Linked DNA regions of Homo sapiens: region 2 is linked to region 1. Evidence: read pairs that join two places in POLR2A ChIA-PET (ENCODE). Cell type or tissue: PC-9. All regions are shown on one strand.

What was found. ChIA-PET counts read pairs that join two places held together with the same protein. Peaks named below come from ENCODE experiments on the same cell type or tissue, not always from the same donor. Only the 100,000 strongest peaks of a DNase experiment are listed, where the experiment ranks them.
Region 2: POLR2A ChIA-PET joins it to region 1 with 6 read pairs; 1 of 35 experiments calls an interaction of 5 or more read pairs at or near these places.

What each region holds. Positions count from the first base shown.
Region 1 is chr4:76,890,122-76,895,121 of GRCh38, reverse strand. SOWAHB (sosondowah ankyrin repeat domain family member B) reads left to right here. Exons shown (of 1, transcript NM_001029870.3): 1 at 1-970. It also overlaps the pseudogene RPL26P17. Among named protein-coding and RNA genes, the nearest start is that of SOWAHB, 5.5 kb to the left of the region's middle. RefSeq lists a silencer at 4,579-4,763. In PC-9, no CTCF peak of the experiment used is centred here; a DNase peak (open chromatin) is centred at 2,281; H3K4me3 peaks cover 567 bases; H3K27ac peaks cover 2,275 bases.
Region 2 is chr4:76,635,643-76,640,642 of GRCh38, reverse strand. The region is part of intron 2 of SHROOM3 (shroom family member 3); the gene reads right to left. It overlaps LOC105377290 (a long non-coding RNA gene), which reads left to right. Exons shown (of 4, transcript XR_001741404.2): 3 at 4,454-4,992. Among named protein-coding and RNA genes, the nearest start is that of MIR548AH, 63 kb to the right of the region's middle. In PC-9, no CTCF peak of the experiment used is centred here; DNase peaks (open chromatin) are centred at 1,182 and 2,702; H3K4me3 peaks cover 1,890 bases; H3K27ac peaks cover 3,921 bases.

The DNA of each region.
Region 1 (5,000 bases):
GTCTAACAAAAAGAGAAGCAATTCGAGGAATTGATGAAGCACAATTAAAATCCTCTCTGGCTAGTAGCTCTCTGGCTTCTGTTCATTTGAAGAATAAATCTTGGCTGACAGTGGGAAGCACCAGGTTTGAAATCAGATGGCTTTATTTTTCTTTTTTTGGCATTTAAATCAGTGAAATAAAATTATTACTGGAGAGCACAGTTCGATTTAAGAGATTCCTCAGCCCTGTTCTCAAGTCTTCTTTTGAATTCCATGCATGGTGGTTAATGGGTAAAATGATTAATGCCTCCTTTGGGTCTTCTCACTGATCAGAGAAGCAGCTGGGTAAGATCCAGTTATGACTTGGACTCCATTCCTAAGAGGAATGACTGTCATTCAGGCCCTGCTTTTTTGTATCAACCCGAAGGGAACTTTCCAAATGTAAAAACCATGTGGCTCATTTACATAGTGACTGAAACCATCTTTCATGGAAACTCCCTGTGTAACAAACAGAATTATCGTTACTAGTTTTCAGAGGTTTGAATGGCCAACGTTTGTACTCATAAAAAGAGAGAAATGATTTCACTCTGGGGAAACAGTAAGGGTTAAGAGAATGCATCCTTACCAGGACTATCTAAGCCGCTAAATATAATTGTATTTGCACTAAACTTGTTGCCAATTAAGATTAAATATTAGCCTTTAAGTACTCTATATCTAACATGAAGTGCTCCTTTTTAATTGCTTTTGAAGAGACCGATAACTTGTGAGTTCATGGAGTGAGAAAATGGCTAGTCTATAAACGTCAGTAGAGCATCAAGATTTCAGAATAAGTTCAAAGAGGGCTGAAATACATGTTCAAGTGGAAATTGTTAATTTTTTATGGGAATGTTTTCATGAGATGTGACAATGATGCTGTATTTTAAGTCTTTTTGTGTTTCTTCTGGTTATTTGCCCCCATTAAAAGATCAATAGATCTTTATAATTTATTATACTTATGCTGATTACTGTTTTCTTCTTTACAAAATTATGTCTCAGCGAGTGCCAAATATTATTGTTTCTTTGATTTTTTACTTTATAATTTTGCTGAAATAAATACATCTCTTCTACTAGAAAAATAAGCATAATAAATAAATCTAAGAGCTTTTTTCCCAAAAGACCTATATAAGAGATGAAACTTTGTCAAATCAAAGCAAGAAAAATGGCAACCACAGATGGGACATAGTTTGAAGAGATAAAAAATTAAAAGAATACAATAGACATCTATGCAAATACTCTGGTAAACTAGTAAAAATTGTAAACTACTAGTAAGCTAGTGATATTTCATGGAAAAAATGTCAACTTTCTAAAAAAATCCAATGAATGCTTTTACTTTGTCATATTGTTATTACTACATCAATTTATTCAACAGATGTGTTTTGTGTAGTGCTGTGGGATTTATAAAGATGAGTGGGAGATGACCCCTCCTGTCTTGAAATTTAAAATCTGACAATATTACTGATTGCTTTATACCCTTTTTTTTTTTTTGAGACAGAGTCTCAAAAAAAGTTGAGGCTGGAAGTTGCCCAGACTAGAATGCAGTGGTGTGATCCTGGCTCACTGCAACCTTCGCCTCCCAGGTTCAAGCAATTCTTCTGCCTCAGCCTCCCGTGTAGCTGGGATTATAGGCAACCACCACCACTACTGGCTAATTTTTGTATTTTTAGTAGAGACGGGGTTTCACCATGTTGGCCAGGCTGGTCTCGAACTCCTGACCTAAAGTGATAAGTTGTATGTTTCAATATTCCCAAAGTGTTGGGATTACAGGTGTGAGCCACTGTGCCTGACCTGTACCCTATCTTGCTCCCATGATGTCTTTTAAAGCTGCATTATATCAGAAAATAAGCTTGTAAAATCAGGCAAAGAGAAAAGAAAGATGGTACCAGAAATGAGGACAAACAGCAGCAATGCAAGAAAAAATTTTCAAAAGTGTCCTAAGTACAAAATACATGCTCTGGAGAGAGCACTTGTTTCAGGAGAGAGAGGGAGAGGGAAAGGGAGAAAAAGAGAAAGAAACAGAGAGAGAGAAACAGAGAGAGAGAGATCCTTTCGGGCTGGGAAAATCAGGGAGGGCTTCGTAGAGGCCAGGAATCTTTTAATTGAATGATACTAACTTTCCCAAGAAACCAGCTCTGTTAGTCCTACCACATTCTTGACTTCTGCTTCAGTGTGTGATTTACATAGCACTAGTGTTGGCTGATTGTTCACTGGTTAGAACACAATCGTAAGTCTCAAGTTGATTCTTATGATGATTCATCATGTCCCTCATACCTGCGTCTGGTCAACTCTTTTACATGGTCAATATGCTATGTTGGGGAGGAGTCAGGGGAGAAGAGGGTGTAGAGAGCTGATTAAAACACACATCTGATCCTGACACCCTCTTACTCATCTTGTGAAGTCCAGGCCAGGAGGGCTGCCAGGACTAGCGTACTTTCCCAGCTTTCTGCCAGCCACTCCCTGCCATGAACCCTAAACTTCAGCTACAGCAGACCCATTGGGATGCTGGTGGCCCTAACCTCTCAGTTTCTGTCTTGTGCTGGATTTCTTTTACTTAGAAAACCCTTTTTGCTATTTTCCTGGTAATCTTATTCCTCAAAGGATAGCTCAAATGTCACAGCCTATATGAAGATTCCAGGACAAACACCTCCAAGCTGGAAGCTTTATAGCTCCTTCATCAGAATTCTTACAATACTGTGTACATAACTCATTTACAATTTTTGCCACATAGTATTCAAGTAAATTGTATGTCTCAATATTCCTGAAGATTTTGAACATCTGGAGATTAGTGAATATGTTTTCAATTCATCTAGATTTCCAGATATTTATGGAGCATCTGCTATGTGATAAAGACATAATTCCTGCCTTTAAGAGCTCATAGTCTACTGTGGAAGGAGATGTGAGGGTTGTGTCACTGAAAATTGCTTCTAGCACAGTGAGGTAAGTGCACAGATATGTGTGTGTGTCAAGACTCTGAGAATTCAGAGAAGGGGACGTTTGTGAAGCATTTTCTATGTGCCAGTCTCTTTGGTTATGCTGGAAATAAAACATTTAGTAGAATATACCTATTTCCTGCTCTGATTATGCTTTTCTGGATTGGGGAAGTCAGGAGGGAAAGAGGAAGTTAGATGAGCTTTGAAGGGTGAAGTGCAGGAAAGAGTTCTGGAAGAATATCCCAGGAGAGGGAAGGGACATGACCAAAACCACAGAGTGGTTTGGGGATACTGAGCCACATAGTGTGGCAGAAGTGAGGCAGTGTAGAAAGAGATGAAACTGGAAAGGTCATTTAGGACTAGGTTGAAAGAAGGGTCTTTTTGACCTCAGGAAATACAGGCATTTTCTAGGAAGCCAAGCATTGTGAAAACTCCTCCCAGAAAAACTTAGTGTTATTCCAAATCCAGGTGTTTTCCTGAAGTCTTAATTTGAAGACAAAAAATATTTCAAAGTATTAGATTAAATGTGCTTTAAGTTCCTCTTTCAAATTTTTCTTAGGTCTTCAGTGTTGTTAATGCTTATTTGCTAGCACATAGTGGTAAGCAACAAAGTAATTTAACAAATGGCAATTTCATTTTAAAACCAAACATTAGAAATTGTTGATAAGCTTAGCTCAACACTTTTTTTTTCATTTTAGCAGTTGTATGAAAGCTTGTATATAGATTCATTTATTCCTGTATCTTCTCAATTGTTTCTTTCTTGTATTTGCCCTTTTTCTTTCCTACTTGGCAAGATTTGGCTTTCTGTTCATGGATCTTTTTATGGTCTTTGTCCACTTTTAGCCTAGTGATAACCACTTTGCTGGGGTGAATGCCTACACGGACAGTTGTACCATTAGCCTTTTGCTGCTGCACCCATTCAGTGTAGATGACATCTTTCTTCCTGTAAACCTTGAGTACGTGGCCAATTTGCTGACCTTTACAATGTCCTTGCACAGTCTGAACATCATCCTTCCGGATGGTCATGGATCAAACGTCGTACTTCTGTCTTAGCTCTTTGGAAACGGGGGAAGACATAATCTTCTTCCAAATGTGTGAAAGCGCATTGAAATGCCTTTTGCAGTTCTTGCTTCGGTCTAGTCTTATCTTATGATATTAAAATTGCTTATACTTCAACATTTCAGTGTGCTACACATAGCATGCTATGAATTCCAGATGCCTTGATTCCTCTATACATTTTTGGGTTTTTTTGAGGCAGGGTCTCACTTGGTCACCCAGGCTAGACTGCAGTGTTGCCATCATAGCTCACTGTAACTTCAAACTCCTGGGCTCAAGAGATCCTCCCACCTTAGCCTCTTTAGTAGCTGGGACTATAGGTATACACCACCACACTCAGCTATGTTTTTTTTTTTTTTTAGAGACAAGGTCTCTCTGTTACCCAGGCTATGTTGCCCAGGCTGGGTCTCAAACTCCTGGCCTCAGATTCCCAAAGCACTGGGATTACGTGTGTGAGCCACCACACCTGGTACCCCGTACATGTTTTTTGTTGTTGTTGGGACAGGGTCTCCTGCTGTCACCCAGGCTGGAGTGCAGTGATGCAATCTCAGCTCACTGCAGTCTTGACCTCCCAGACTCAAGCCATCCTCCCACCTCAGCTTCTGGAGTAGCTGGAACTATAGGCGCACACCACCACACCCAGCTAATTTTTTTATTTTTTTGTAGAGATGAAGTCTCACTATGTTGCCCAGGCCGGTCATGAACTCCTGAGCTTAAGCAATCCTCCAGCCTCAGCCTCCCAAAGTGCTGGGATTACAGATATGAGCCATCATGCCCAGCTCCCCCTATACATTTTAAAAAATAACTTTACAATTCAATTCACCTATTTTAAATGTACAATTCAATGATTTTTAGTATAATCACACCTATGCAACTATAACCACATTAAGTTCCTGTATAAATCTGAGAGCCACTGATCCAGGCAATAGGAAGCCATTGAAGGTTTAATGCAGGGGAGTGACATATAAGATGGGGTGAAACAAAGATTCTTCTTGCTGC
Region 2 (5,000 bases), 250 kb after region 1:
GCTGGAAAGGATGTACCCAAGAACAAAACAATATTATGAGGCAAAATTCTGATTTTATGGTCCCTCAATAGCAAGTCTCATACTGTTTCTGGCTTTTCTGCTTCTGTGATTTTGCCACATTACTTCCAAGGAGGAGGTCTGAATAATTAGTATGACTAGTCTTCTCAAGCACAGGCTCCCATATTTAGAATGGATTTGGCACCTGGCTGTGGCTGGCTGCTAATCAAACACGCCAGCAGGTGAGCGTGAAGAGCACCTGGCTTAAAGAAGCACTTCTGACGCGGGAGAGCATATTTTAAAGTGTCACTCAAAGCTGGATTCAATTACATGACAAGTTTGAAAAGAAATCATGTTACAAAATGAGAAAGCGATCTTTATGCTTAAAGATGCAGAAATCTTTGCAGATTACAGCTAACGACACACGTAGACACACACACAAAGACACCAATGAATTATTTCCCTCACCCCCTCACAGGGTATACAAAACAAATTCTTTGAGCGTGAACTATGGGGGTCTCTTTAGAAGAAAACTCCCCCTTTATCTGCTTGTAATAATCTGGCAGCTGACAAAAATGTTAGCAACATAACACAAGAGAGGAGCTAAAATCTAAAATAAACACCATTCAGAAAGGAAAATAGCAAAACCAATGTATAAGCAAAATTATGGTTACAAGAGTAACCATAATTACTCTCGTATTATAACTTTCTAACATAAAAGTGAACAAGCAGACATTATTTTGAGTTTTAAAAAAGAAGTTTGCAGAAATAAGATTCCTTTAGGGAAAACGTCGTCTAACCTAAAATCAGCCCAAAGGTGACTGGAAGAGGCAGTCAACATTCATTTTATTCTTGTGTGCCAAGTAAGAACTTCCCATTTACTTAACGGGGGAAGGAAGAGTAACGCTGTAGTGGTGTCTTCACATTTGCCCCTTCTCCCCAGAAAACTTTACCCAGGAATACTGGCTAATAGGAAACACAGGCCCATGAAGCCCTCACTTACATGTTTCGTTGTCTTCTTGAGTTTTGGGTCCCAAGTCTGGGAAGCATCAGAGCCAGGCAGCCGCCCTTGCTTACCACCATATCCACAACAGGCCAGCAATGAGATTGGCATGGGAGAGGAGGGCAGCCCAGAGGGAAGAGGAAGAGGCTCTTACTCACCACGCACTCAGAGCTGGCACTGGTTATAAAAACAATAGAACTCCCCCGTGTAGGTGCACCTCCCAGCCAACTTGCCTCACCACCAATTTGCAGCAATAGACCTTGCTGTGGGCATGAAAGGGAAGGGAGCTGGGATGTGGGGATGTGGAAGAAACCCCAAGCACTTTTTGGAGAAATATTCATTTCAGGGTGGCTTTTGTGAATCCAGAGGCTCTTCAGAGGCTATCTACCTCAACAGTAGGTAGCAGGGAGTGATACATGGGTTTATTAGGTACTCAGTAAGTGGCTGTGGATTGTTCCATTGGGGTTATTTAGAACATCCCCTTATAACTAGAGCTAGTCTACTGAGGGACACTAGCCAAAGATTGAGCAGTTGACTTGTGACTGCCTCAAGGGGACTGCCTTACCATGTCTGGGGGATAGCGATTCTCTCTCTCCCCAAAGCTCACTTCGGTATCTACACGGTTAAGGGCTTACTGGTCCGTAGGAGTTCTTGGTTGGTCTGTGTCATTCGAGACTGAATGCCCCTCCCTTCCCAAGAGGTTAGGTCACTTTTAGGGTTAGCAAAAGTTTTAGGGTCTTCAGAAGTAGTAAACAAATCACCTCTCTTGATCTGATCCGCATAGCACTCATTCCCTAGGGTCAGACTGCAGAGGTATCGGAGGAAGGAAAAGATAAGATGGGATCATTTCATTTCTATCTTGCTCTTGAATTTGCTTGAAAAATATTAGCTACCTTGCCTTATTCCTGAAGGCCATTTTAGAGCTTTGCAGATAAAGGCACAGGAAAAAATAAAAAGGAATGGTCTTCCTGGATGAATTATGCTATTTAAAGTTTTGAACCCATTTGGTCTGCTAGCTTTGTATGCCAGAAAATTAACCTTTAACTAGATCCTTTTGAAAGAATATTTTGACTAAAAAAGAAAACTTTTTGTAAAGACATGAGGTCTCACTCTTTCACTCAGGCATAATGCAGCAGTGTGATCATAGCTTACTACAGCCTTGAACTCCTAGGCGCAAGCGATCCTCCTGCCTCGCCTCCTGAGTAGCTAGAACTACAGATGTGCACCACCACATCTGGCTGATTTTTTTTTTGTTGAAACAGGGTCTTGCTATGCTGCTTACTCAAAATATTTTATATTTTTACTTTTAGTTTTAATTTTTTTGGGTACATAGTAGGTATATATAAACATATTTTTGATTTAATTCAATACTTATGTCAGAGGCAACCCATGCATTGGAAATAGCTAACACTAATCAACCAACCATCTAACATCTGTTATAAATATACAACATCAGATAATTCATTTCTGGATTTTCTACACATTTGGTGCTATTAAAAAATTAGGATGAACGAAAGCAGAGATGGAAGTCTCTATCTGTTGACTCATCTAACAGGTTTGGCAAAAGCTTTCTTTGACCTCTCCAAGAAGATAACCTCTTAGGTGTCCAGCTCATAGTCACCCCACCTAACCTCCAATCCCAGTTTGTGTTGGGTGGTGTTGACTACTTCCCCGGAGCTACCAAGATGCCACTCAGCACACGAATTGAGTCATTAAACCCTGCCAGACCTGACCTCTAGGAGGGGAAAGGTATTTTAGGAGAGGCACTGAGCCCAGTTCCCTTCATCCTCCCTCCCAAGGCACTCGCCCTGACTCAGAGACTGGAGTCCTTGGTTTTGGTTCATAATCCCCAGGCCTAGTGATGAGGGTGGTTTCCCCAGTGCAAGCAATTGAAAAGTTTCGACTGAACACATTCCCACAACTTCCAAAACTTGGATTCATTCTTAAAGCACACAGAGTTGCCATTCTGGGTAGAATTCTTTACCTTCACAGTTTGTTTCTCCTTCAGCAAGTCTCTCGTTGCCTGATGGAGCCAGTGATTGTGAAGTTACCACCAGCTTCTAAAGATCCTGAGCATAGCCTTCTTCTCAAAAAATTATAAAGGAAACACTGAATTTCACACAGGAAAAAAGAGAAAAGGAGCATGAATTATTCAGAGTAATCTTCCCTTTTGAGGCCTTTCTTTTCCCTGAATATAATGATTCTTCTAACATTCTCATTTTTACTACCACAGTTCCGTTCTTGATCATATTACCAGGGTGAGGCCAAGCCCTCAGTCTTCACATTTTCATTAGACCTAGAAAAACAACGGGAAACAGAGAGCCTGTGCCTATTGCATCTGCAAGAGTTTTGGTTCAACCTCTGTGGGTCCATCTTTTCTTGATACAGTGGGCTCATACAGAGAAGCACTGATATTTTCTTTCTTTGGAAAACCCCTGATTTCTTAAATAGGAGTATATATCATAGAAATATCTTTTCTCTCATCCAGGAATGAATTCAAAGGCTATAATTCTTGGACAATTACAGTAAGTCCTCAGTTAATGTCATTGGTAGGTTCTTAAAAACTACAACTTTAAGCAAAATGATTTCTAGTTAAACCAATTCTACCATAGGCTAATTGATAGAAACAAGAGTTAAATTCCTATGATGTATTTCTGGCCACAAAAACATCACCAAACTTCTAAATAACGACCAAAGAACTTCTAATATTAATCATTGAAATAAATGTGAACTATGTATGCATTTAAGAAAGATTAATAAAAACAAGTAAGATATTTATTTACCTACTTCTTCCAGTTCAGTGCTTTGGTTGGCCATGGCCTGTCTCAGCAGCTCAGGGTGAAAGGTGGTTACCAACCCTAGCCAGGATGTCATCCCATTACAGGGCGCACTCACACACAAACCCATGCTCATTCAGACTGGGACTCTGTAGACACGCCAACTCATCTAACATGCATATCCCTGGGATGTGGGGGAAAACAGAGTCCCTGGGGAAAACCCACACAGACATGGGAAGAAAGTGCAAATTCTACACAGATAGTGACCCCAGCTGGAAATCAATTTTTTTTCCTCATCAATTTATAGTGAAACAGTGTTGAACAAAACAATGTTATTTGAGGACCTGTGGTATAGGTAAATGAGACTGCTAGGCACATTAGGAAAAGTGATTTTAAATTACTAATAGTAGTAATTTCAGGGCTGAAGTAAAAGGCTGCTTCTGAGTCCTTAGCTATACTTTATGTGAAAGTGACTACACAGAAGGTTCATTAAATAATTACCAACTTCTTTCCCTTAGAGTTCCTAATGGTTGGAGTATTTATTAAACAAGTAGGGCTGTGTGTATGTCTTTCCATCATGAAGTCTGTCAAAAATTTTAAAATAGCTGGGTGTTTCTTGAAATATTTGTCACATGGCAATTAAAACAAAGTAATGAAGAACATCTTGAAATTTCAGAACTGCTACAGAAGAAAACAAGCTTTCAATAAAATAAAAGAGACATCAATCACACATTTTACCCATTTATGAAACATGCTCAGGACAAGGTACTCAGACGTGAAGAAGCATTCCCAGGAACCATCTTGGAGAACTGGACTTGGTAACATGAGAGCTGGGAAGTCCCAATTCTTGGTCATGAAGAGTCTACCACGAAGAGAATTGGTTTGGAAACCAGAAGGCTAACTTTTACATGAGGCACCAGGGCTAATGCCCACAGATTTCAGAGAGGACAATAATGGGTATTTCTGATGTTGAAATCCTAGGATTGATCTGACAGCACAAACCAAATGCCAGCAGTTTCCCTGGAGTTCTGCTGCGTGCTTTTGCCAACCCTGATGATCCAGAGGACCTCACATCTCAAGTGGCTCCTATGGTGAAGGAACTACGGAGTTTCTCTGAGCACCTAAGATTACTCTGCTTCAAGGAACTCATGAGTGTGTGGACAGAAAATATCTTTGAGGGATTCCCAGGAGTGACTCCAATGAAAGACCAAGAGAGTGAGTAC